2 separate regions of the Homo sapiens genome follow, and region 2 is linked to region 1. A link is an interaction called in ENCODE POLR2A ChIA-PET data of the cell type or tissue named here. Cell type or tissue: Panc1. All regions are shown on one strand. Each heading gives the region's core, and the rest is flanking DNA. Links, peaks and the distances in the headings are about the cores only.

Evidence for each region. ChIA-PET counts read pairs that join two places held together with the same protein. Peaks named below come from ENCODE experiments on the same cell type or tissue, not always from the same donor. Only the 100,000 strongest peaks of a DNase experiment are listed, where the experiment ranks them.
Region 2: POLR2A ChIA-PET joins it to region 1 with 13 read pairs; 6 of 35 experiments call an interaction of 5 or more read pairs at or near these places.

Annotation. Positions count from the first base shown.
Region 1 is chr1:235,445,600-235,451,133 of GRCh38, forward strand. TBCE (tubulin folding cofactor E) reads left to right here. Exons shown (of 17, transcript NM_003193.5): 16 at 2,750-2,841; 17 at 3,071-5,534. The coding sequence ends at 3,163. It overlaps B3GALNT2 (beta-1,3-N-acetylgalactosaminyltransferase 2), which reads right to left. Exons shown (of 12, transcript NM_152490.5): 12 at 1,591-4,741. The coding sequence ends at 4,607. Among named protein-coding and RNA genes, the nearest start is that of B3GALNT2, 56 kb to the right of the region's middle. In Panc1, for the core only: no CTCF peak of the experiment used is centred there; no DNase peak of the experiment used is centred there.
Region 2 is chr1:235,372,195-235,377,728 of GRCh38, forward strand. The region is part of intron 1 of TBCE (tubulin folding cofactor E); the gene reads left to right. Among named protein-coding and RNA genes, the nearest start is that of TBCE, 7.5 kb to the left of the region's middle. In Panc1, for the core only: no CTCF peak of the experiment used is centred there; no DNase peak of the experiment used is centred there; H3K27ac peaks cover 1,792 bases.

The sequences.
Region 1 (5,534 bases), core at 308-5,307:
CAATCTGGCCTGGGTGACAGAGTGAGGCCCTGTCTAAAATTAAAACAAAACAAAACAAAACTGCAATATCTTTTTTTTTATCCATTAGATTAGCAAAATTAAAATAATACTGGCTGGCATGAAAAAGCAGTATACCCTTTTTTAAAGTCATGTGGGAACTACTATAAAAAGTTAAAAATACACATATGCTCTGACCAAGCATTGTATCTTGCAGCATTTGTAATGGTAAAGATAGTAAGAATCTAAGTACTTGCCAGCGGAGGAATGGTGAATAAGCTCTGGTGGAACCACACAGCACACAAGGCACTGTCGTGTGTCACCGAGGAGAGTGAAGCAGTCTAGAGCTGCGCTGTCCAGTGTGGCTGCAATAACCACATGTGGCTATTTAAATTCATTAAAATAAAATAAATTGAGTTCTTCAGTCATACTCGCCGCTTTCCAGGTGCTCAGTACCACATGTGGCTGCCATACTGGGCAGTGTATGGCTAGAGGACATGGCATGGAATTGGCATGAAAAGCTATACCATCATGTCATAAAGAAATACAAATGTAGTACGTCAATATATTATAAAACCTATACATCCTTTTTTTTTTGAGACGGAGTCTCATTCTGTCACCCAGGCTAGAGTGCAGTGGCATGATCTCGGCTCACTGCAAACTCTGCCTTCCGGGTTCAAGCAACTCTCCCGGCCTCAGCTTCCCAAGTAGCTGGGATAACAGGTGCCCGCCACCATGCCTGGCTAATTTTTGTATTTTTAGTAGAGACGGGGTTTCTCCATGTTGGCCAGGCTGGTCTCAAACTCCTGACCTCAGATGATCCGCCCGCCTCGGCCTCCCAAAGTGTTGGGATTACAGGCGTGAGCCACTGCGCCTGGCTTAAAACCTATACATCCTTATATGAACACAGAAAAAAAAAGGCCTAGAGGTATACCTCTCAAATTTTTAACACTGGTCATAGGCAGGTAAAAAGAAATAATCAGCTATTTCCATATTTTCTGAATGTTAAGACAGTCATGTTACTATATTAAAAATGGTAATGCTATTTATTACATAGAGATTGCTACTTTCTTCTATAGAACCGGTATGAGTAGGCAGGTTTTTTTTTTTTTTTTGAGACAGGTTCTCACTTTGTTACCCAGGCTGGATGGAGTACAGTGGCGCGATCATGGCTCACTGTAGCCTTGACCTCCTGGGCTCAAGTGATCCTCCCAAGTAGCTGGGACTAGAGGCGTACATCGCTATGCTTGGCTAATTTTTTATTTTTTGTAGAGATGGGGTATCCTCATGTTGCCCAGGCTGGTCTCAAATTCCTGGGCTCTGATCCCTCTGCCTCCCAAAGTGCTGGGGTTACAGGTGTGAGCAGGCCAGGCAGATTTCTTATTAGAACTGTTTTATGACCAAACTTTTTGTTTCTGGCATGTGTTAGGAGTATGTCACTCCCCACTGGTGTGCAGCAGGTAACCCCTTCTCTCACCAGCCTTCAAACAATGAAAGCCAGTCCGTCTCAATCTTTTGAAAGGACTAGACTATCACATATTCACACATGAAAGAGCAAATTGTTAATTAAAATTATAAATTCTATTAACTGTATTCAATACATACAAAAAGGCCAGTTTTTATTCTAAAATAAAGAACATTTATTATCACAAGTTGGATAAAAACACACAGCTTTTACAAAAATGATTTTTGATAGAAAAATATGTTTGAATACACTGTGATATTTGTAGGAACACCACACTATTGCTGTATCTCCAGCTAAAGCTTCAAGGAAACTCTATTTCTTATAATCAAAATATCCACTATTTACCACAACCCGTCTTTGGAAAGAAGTTCATAGTGTATTCTGAACAAACCAAAGCATTTACTCGGAAGTTACATTCCCATGCCTGGCAGTCACTTGTGTATGTTTAATACAGTTACACATGATGTAATTACAGAATGGCGGCGCTGGAAGGGACCTTGTAGATCATTTAGTTGGCACCCTAATTTTACAGAGGGGGAACTAAGGCCAGAGTTGAGAGATGTCCTCAGGATACCTGAGTCCCATTCCAGTGTTCGTTCAGTAATTCATAAGGAAGTCATCATAAAGGTTTAAAAAGAAAACGTTAATGACTCGCTCCCTTTATTCTTCTGTGCTGAGAGTATCATTCTGGTTTATTCAGATTAAGAAAGAAATACACTACTGAAATGGTATGAAACTCACTGTCAAAGGGCACTTAGGTCCGTTGGCTCCGTTTCCCACAGTTCCCCAAATGAACAGGTGGTACAAGACTCAGGCTTTCCCCTAATTACTTACTTGGGTAAAGTGACTTGGGTAAAATGAAAGATACAGCCAGGCGCTGGGCTCATGCTTGTAATCCCAGCACTTTGGGGGGCCAGGGCGGGCGGATCACGAGGTCAGGAGTTCAAGACCAGCCTGGCCAACATGGTGAAACCCCGTCTCTACTAAAAATACAAAAGTTAGCTGGGTGTGGTGATGGGCACCAGCTACTCAGGAGGCTGAGGCAGGAGAATTGTTTGAACCCGGGAAGCGGAGGTTGCAGTGAGCCGAGATTACACCATTGCACTCCAGCCTGGGCGACAGAGCAAGACTTACTTAAGTAAGTAAGTAAGTCAGTCTCAAAAAAAAAAAAAAAAAAAAGACAGATACAGCTATCATTGCAATGATACTGTGGTCTCATCACATGAGCTAGTTTTACAGGTAACTGTCATTTGAGAGAACGAATGGACTTTTCTTGTCTTTTGATAGGCTCCATGACAATTCAAAAGGTGAAGGGATTGCTGTCACGTCTTCTCAAAGTTCCTGTGTCAGACCTTCTGTTGTCCTATGAAAGTCCCAAAGTAAGTTGCCCAGCAAAATACAAAGTCAAAGTCAAGCTTAGTCCTCGTATTATGACATTAAACTGTCTCTAGATAGCAACAGTTTGATTCTAAATGGAGACCATGGGTCTGTTTGTTTGATTTTAAGGGTAAGCTACTGCCTGGGGACGGGGTGGGGGAAGAGTATGTGTAGCATGCTTTATCGGATCTGTCTTAATCACATCCTTCCCCACCTTCGTTCTAATTTTAGAAGCCGGGCAGAGAAATCGAGCTGGAAAATGACCTAAAGTCATTACAGTTTTATTCTGTGGAAAATGGAGATTGTCTATTAGTGCGATGGTGACAACCAACTAATAAAATTTAAAGACCACACTGCTTATCGTGTCTGGGGTTCACCGGAAATAAATGATTCACTGGAACAATTCTACTGTCAAAACAAAGGGGGTTTACAACTTGTCCTAAGTATAACAAGGGATGTATTTTTTGTTGGGAAGTGACCATTTCTAGGCTTATACATAATAGCAATAATAAAGGCTTTGAACCTACTAATGATTTTCTGATCTTATTTCATATTTATTTTTACAGCTCATCACTGCATTTCATGATAAGATTTAAATATTAAATAGAAAGAAACTAGCTAGCCTAATAAAATCTGAACACAGTTAATATCTGTCATAAGACTAGTTTTAATGGAATTCTCTATTGAAACTACTATTTTAAAGGGTTACTAGAAATGATTTGGTTGGTCATTTTGGGAAATGTCCCTTAAACTTGGGGAGACATCCTCTACTATGTATAACAATATGCTATTATCTGTCTTCTCAGTTGCACTATTTCTAAGAGTACTTAAATTAATCACATGCTTTTCCCTACAATTATACCTAAGCTGAGTATATCTTCTTCTGTGATAACCAGCTTTGATTGAAATGTACTCATATTAGGTAAACATTAGGCAATGATAGGAGGAAAGCAAAACTAATTCTTTCAAAATGTCAACAAAATTTAGAAATATCCTTCCCGATGGCACTAAAACCCTGAGAGGTATTTGCTTTTATTCATACTCACACAACTTTAGCATTTAAAAACTATGAGTACTAAACTGTGACCTTCAGGATTTATGTTAGATGGCAGAAAGAAAATTTGGGTATTAGTCTACCATATAAATGAACTTCTTTAAAACCAAGGTTCAGAACTGAGAATCATATTGGTTCCTCTTCAAGTTAGTTCAAGTTGCCCACTTCAGAGATCCACAAAATCTGACATTATTTCCAGAAACCCCAAACTTTGGTATAAGTGACCACTGCTCAAATATGTGATCACATGATCACACAGCATTCCTGTGAGTTCCTTTTTGTCTGATAATTATCCTAATTAGCTCTACAGAGCTATCCTGCAATCCAGGTTGAAATTCAAACTCTCAGTTACTACTACAGATTTCTGAACTAGGCCAAGTTTTAACCAAAAACTATAGGTAATGGTGAATTACTAATTAGCCACAATGCATCAGGATTTAGAAATATTTTTTCTTTTATAAAATAACTTGGTATTTTTCTGATAATCTTCCAATAGATAAATAAAAACTTTTCTTATGCTACAGTACAAGTTGATTTTTAAGGAAATTTGTGCAAACATTAAGAAACACCGCATTGGTTCTGGGTGAAAGTGCCAGTCTGGAACTCTCTTGAAAGACCATACAGTCTACTGCTAAACCCTGGGACTCCTCAGACTTGCACTCAGATTATCGTTTGCCTGCCCTGATTTTAGACTCTGCTAATTCAAGTCCCTGTTATCTTGCTTGACATCGACAAGGATCACCGCACCGTTCCTTCAGTTTCCACAGTTCCGTCAGTTCCCACGGAGAATACTGAGGAGAAGACAGCATTCCTGTCTCACAGGTCTTCTCACACAGCCACAGACTGTCCTGTTGAGAAACAACCAAAGCCGATCTGAGAGTGGTGAAACTGTTTTAAGAGCATCAGAAAGTATGCACGTAGACAGCTTTTATGTATTCTAATGATGCTGAAATTATTTCAAGGATAACTCCGTGTGTGGAACAACTGGTGAGGTTTGGGGGTGGCACCTCCTGATTTGGGAAAGCACCAGGTCCCACAGTCCTGTGGCTGTGGAATACAGAAACAAGGCGGTGTGTGGATGAAGAGTTAGTCAACAAATGCCATTCCGTAATGAACGATTTTAGAAACCACAAGTGAGTTTCATGTTTGCTAGTAAAGGTGTGTCTATGGCAGTATTAGTAACAGCTATTATTCTGATGGAATGCTTACAATATTGCAGGGACTGTACCAAGTGCTTTGTAAATATCTCACTTAAATCTCACAGTAATGCTGTGAGGTAGGAACTATTTCCCTCTTAACAATTGAGGAACAAACGAAGAGTTAAAAAACTTGTTCCAGGTCACAGGGCTGGTAAATGAAGAGGAGGGATTAAAGACTCCCAAGCTCAAGTTCTTAACCACTAGACTATTTCCTAGCTACGTGAATTGGTTTCTATTTCCAGCAATGTAGCAGAACACAGAGAGAAACTCATTCAATGTTTTGACAACACAAAAATGTTGGATAAAATTAAAAACCTTTATAAAGCATGGCTCAACTCCGTGATCAAAGAAGAAACAGGGTAGGAGAAAGCACTGAGTCAGCCTGTGCCTTGAAGGCAGCTGCTGATCCTTGGGTTTGGAAGGCCAAGCCCAGGGTCAGGAG
Region 2 (5,534 bases), core at 211-5,210, 74 kb before region 1:
TTACAGACGCACTCCACCTCGCCAGGCTAATTTTTGTATTTTTAGTTGCAACGGGATTTCACCATAGTGGCAAGGCTGCTCTGGAACTCCTGACTTCAGATGATCCTCCTGCCTTGGCCTCCCAAAGTGTTGGGATTACAGGCGTGAGCCACCGCTCCTGGCTGGCTTTGTAGAACCTTAAACATATTTATCTATCTTAAGAATTTTTCCCAAGGAAATACTTCATAAGGTAATATTTTAAAAATCAAAGCTGTTTTTAGCTGTTTTCTTTGGAGTTGTAAATAAACAGCATTAGAGAAATGATTGGCTGGGTGCAGTGGTTCACACCTATAATCCTAGCACTTTGGAAGGCTGAGACGGGAGAATCTCTTGAGGCCAGCAGTTTGAGACCAACCTGGGCAGCATAGAGAGATCCCTTCTCTACCAATAGAAAAGAGAGAGAGAGAGAGGCTGGGCACGGTGGCTCACGTCTGTAATTCCAGCACTTTGGGAGGCCGAGGCGGGCGGATCTCGAGGTCAGGAGATCGAGACCATCCTGGCTAACATGGTGAAACCACGTCTCTACTAAAAATACAAAAAATTAGCCGGGCGTGGTGGTGGGTGCCTGTAGTCCCAGCTACTGGGGAGGCTGAGGCAGGAGAATGGCGTGAACCCGGGAGGCGGAGCTTGCAGTGAGCTGAGATTGCACCACTGCACTCCAGCCTGGGCGACAGAGTGAGACTCCGTCTAAAAAAAAAAAAAAAAAAAAAAAGAGAGAAATTATTAAGTAAATTGTGGTATCATACTTGGATATTGAGATGATTAATGTGTTGACTCTGTGGCTGTATAGAAAAATGTTTATGGACAAATGTTAATATGGCCAGTTGAGGTAGCTCAAACCTGTAATCCCAGCACTTTGGGAATCCTCAGGAGGATTGCTTGAGCCCAGGAGTTAAAGACCAGCCTGGATAACATAGTGAGGCCCTACTTTATTTTAAAGGAAGTTAATAAAAGAAGTAGAACAAATTATATGTCTCAGTGGTAGTAAAATTCTGCTTACATGTTAATGAAAATTTTGAAAGGGCACTTAAAACTAGTAAAAAACTCATTTTTAGGGTAATACAATTGTAGTAAAATTTAAACATTTAAATTTTATGATCGGAAGATGGTAGTAAATCAGAAATGGCTTTGGAATTTCTTTCATTGCAACCTTAATAGTAAGCAACAGTCTTTCCCATGAAAGGGACAGAAAAAAAAGAATGTAACGTCTACATTTTTTTTTTTCTTTGAGACGCAGTCTCACTCTGTGGCCCAGTCTGGAGTGCAATGGCACGATCTTGGCTCACTGCAACCTCCGCCTCCAGGGTTCAAGCAATTCTTGTGCCTCAGTCTCCCAAGTAGGTGGGATTACAGGCACTCACCACCATGCCCGGCTAATTTTTGTATTTTTATTTTTATTTATTTTTATTTTTATTTTATTTTATTTTATTTTTGAGACGGAGTCTCGCTCTGTCGCCCAGGCTGAAGTGCGGTGGCGCGATCTCGGCTCACTGCAAGCTCCGCCTCCCGGGTTCACGCCATTCTCCTGCCTCAGCCTCCCGAGTAGCTGGGACTACAAGCGCCCGCCACCACGCCTGGCTAATTTTTTTGTATTTTTAGTAGAGACGGTGTTTCACCGTGTTAGCCAGGATGGTCTCGATCTCCTGACCTCGTGATCCTCCCGCCTCGGCCTCCCAAAGTGCTGGGATTACAGACGTGAGCCACCGCACCCAGACTTGTATTTTTATTTTTTAAATTTTAAAATTTTATTTATTTTTTTGAGACTGAGTCTTTCTTTGTTGCCCAGGCTGGAATGCAATGGCATACCTTGGCTGACTGCAGCCTCCGCCTCTTGGGTTCAAGCCTCCAGAGTAGCTGGGATTACGGGTGCTTGCCACCATGCCTGGCTAATTTTTGTATTTTTAGTAGAGACAGGTTTCACCATGTTGGCCAGGCTGGCCTCGAACTCCTGACCTCAGATAATCCACCCTCCTCGGCCTCCCAAAGTACTGGGATTACAGGCGTGAGCCACTTTGCCTAGCCTACACTGTTAAATGAATGCTTTTCAGACCATTGTACCCCACGTGCAGGTCAGGCCACATCTGGAATGTGGCGTTCAGTTCTAGATATCGCAATTTAAGCATGGAATCAGTAAATCAGTTACAGAGGAAAACTGGAATGCTATAAGGAGGGTTTAAGGAGCTGGAAATGTTTACCCTGGTAGAGAGGTTTGGGAGATGAAGACAGGAAGCAGGGAAAGCAGAAATGGTAACAAATGGCCTTCCATATTTATTTATTTATTTTTTGAGACTGAATCTCCCTCTGTCGCCCAGGCTGAAGTGCAGTGGTGCAATCTGGGCTCACTGCAACCTCCGCCTCCTGGATTCAAGTGATTCTCCTGCCTCAGCCTCCCTAGGAGCTGGGATTACAGGTATCCGCCACCACACCTGGCTAATTTTTGTATTTTTAGTAGAGACGGGGTTTCACCATGTTGGCCAGGCTGGTCTCGAACTCCTGACCTCAGGTGAGTCACCCACCTTGTCCTCCCGAAGTGCTGGGATTACAGGTGTGAGCTACTGTGCCCAGCTGGCCTTCCACATTTAAATGTTGTCTGGGAAAGGGAATATATTGATTCTCTGTAGCTACATAGGGCAGTAGTAGAAAATTACTAGGTGAAAATGATAGAGATGTAGATTTCTTTTTTTTTCTTTTTTTTTTTTTTTTTTGAGATGGAGTCTCACTCTGTTGCCCAGGCTGGAGTGCAGTGGTGCGATCTCGGCTCACTGCAAGCTCCGCCTCCTGGGTTCACACCATTCTCCTGCCTCAGCCTCCCGAGTAGCTGGGACTACAGGCGCCCACCACCACGCCCGGCTAATTTTTTGTATTTTTAGTAGAGATGGGGTTTTGCTGTGTTAGCCAGGATGGTCTCAATCTCCTGACCTCATGATCCGCCTGCCTTGTCCTCCCAAAGTGCTGGGATTACAGGCATGAGCCACTGTGCCTGGCCTAGAGATGTAGATTTCATCTTTTTAAAGAAGAATAACAAGAGTCACTCCAACATTTAAGTGGGCTATCTTCATTAGTTAGCAAGTGTGTGTATTTTAAAAAGTCATTCCATCTGAACCAAGCCTTAGTCAGCACCCAGATAGACCTAACTAAGAGCAACATGCCACTCACATTCAGGTGATTAGGAGAGGGCCCAGTGCAGGCCATTACAGAGAACTTAACTAGGCAGCAGCTGACTGCAGGTCATTTTGACTGGATACTAAAATGGGGCTGGGGGTGGGGGAGTGATCAAAGTGGTTGTCCTAGCAACAGGCAATAAGGGTGCAGAGTGGGCCAGTAACAGCATCAAGTAGGTCTAACATCAGGAAACAGGGACCCACTGGTTACTAGCTAGAAGAAGAGGGTAAAGGCTTTGGAACTAAGGCATAGGTCACCAAGACATGGATCCAGTTTCTAGGTCTTCACGGAAGATCATGGTATCAAGAAAGACATTATTAGAAACGTTCAGAGACTAGACAGGATCATCAAAAATACTGACTTGAGGCTGGGCGCAGAGGTTCACACCTGTAATCCCAGCACTTTGGGAGGCCGAGATGGGTGAATCACCTGAGGTCAGGAGTTCGAGACCAGCCTGACCAATAAGGTGAAACCCCATCTCTATTGAAAAAAAAAATACAAAATTAGCCGGGCTTGGTGGCACATGCCTATAATCCCAGCTACTCTGGAGGCTGAGGCAGGAGAATCGCTTGAACCCGGGCGGTGGAGGTTGCAGAGCTGAGATCACGCCATTGCACTCCAACCTGGGTAACAGAGCGAGACTCTTCTCAAAACAAACAAACAAAAACACCTGACTTGACACAGAGACTGTTAATTACTGACCTTAGACCTTATACCTAATGATCTCATTGGTCATGTCTGTGGGCACAGCATACAGGTAGGAATGGAAAAAAAAAATTGTTACTGGAGATTAAGTAGGATCAAGCATGTGAAGGAATTCATGAGTTACCTACAGATGTTAGATTAATAATGAGAATGGCTTCCTAGTGTCTTCAATCCTCATTCCTGCTATTACACTCTCTGGTTTTACTTCCCATTGATGGCTGCCCCCTTCTTCTCACCAAGCCATTCTCACTGTTAGCCTGATCTGCAGGGTGATGTAGTAGTACCCTTAAGCTGAGCCCCAGCTGGAAAGAGCCTCAGACTGATTATGGGGCCTTGTGAGTTTCTGGATTTAGATAATCCCTATACAGTCTAGTTCATGGAGCCAAGATTTGGCCTAGTACTTTAATTTCTTGTAGGAGTGGAGTTCTGCAGTCATTTTATTCGTCCCTCTTCTTAGGGACTAGAGCTCTGAATCTGAGCACAGGTTTTTGGGTAGTGCTGTGTCTCTGGCCAGACCTCTTAGCTTACTAAAACATAAATTCCCCATGCCTGGTCTGACCCGTATGTTGATCCTGCCATCACATCATCTAAACTGGCCGGCACAGTGGCTCACACCTGTAATCCCAGCACTTGGAGGCCGAGGTGGGAAGATCACTTGAGGTCAGGAGTTTGAGACCAGCCTGGCCCACATGGTGAAATCCCGTCTCTACTAAAAATACAAAAATTAGCTGGGCCTGGTGGCGGCCGCCTGTAATCCCAGTTACTCAGGAGGGTGAGGCGGAAGAATCGCTTGAACCCGGGAGATGGAGGTTGCAGTGAGCTGAGATTGCACCAGCCTGAGCGACAGAGTGAGACTCCGTCTCAATTAAAAAAAAAAAATCATCTAAACTGCTTTGACTTTTCTCACCAACTTTGGGCTCGGAGATTATTTCTCTTTTGCTTTTCAACACTACTGGGCATGTTTAGATCTGGATCCTGGCCCCCTTCCCAATGGCCCTGTCCTCCTTTATTTAAATAGACAAAATTCAGCTCCATTTTGAAAGTAGGATTCTTTTCACAACAATTGGGAAAAATGATTTTTTTTGTTTTGTTTTTTGTGAGATGGAATTTTGCTCTGTCGCCAGGCTGGAGTGCAGTGGCACGATCTTGGCTCACTGCAACCTCTGCCTCCCGCATTCAAGTGATTCTCCTGCCTCAGATGGCCAAGTAGCTGGGACTACAGGCGCGCACTACATGCCCAACTAATTTTTTTGTATTTTTAGTAGAGACAGGGTTTTACCCTGTTGGCTGGGATGGTATCGATCTCTTGACCTTGTGATCTGCCTGCCTTGGCCTCCCAAAATGCTGGGATTGCAGGCGTGAGCCACCGCGCCCAGCCTAATGTTATTGTTTTTACAAAATATTTGAGGAGCTGATTGAGAGGACCTTATGCAGAAACTTAATAAACTTAAAATCATATAATGTGAGATTGAAATGCTTAGATTATTCTGTAATATGGAAATAGCAGGTCTAATGTAACAGACAACTCCAGTAACAGAGGAAATGTCTACCTATTCTTTTTTTTTTTTTGAGATGGGGTCTTGCTCTGTCACCCAGGCAGAAGTACAATGGCTCGATCTCGGCTCATT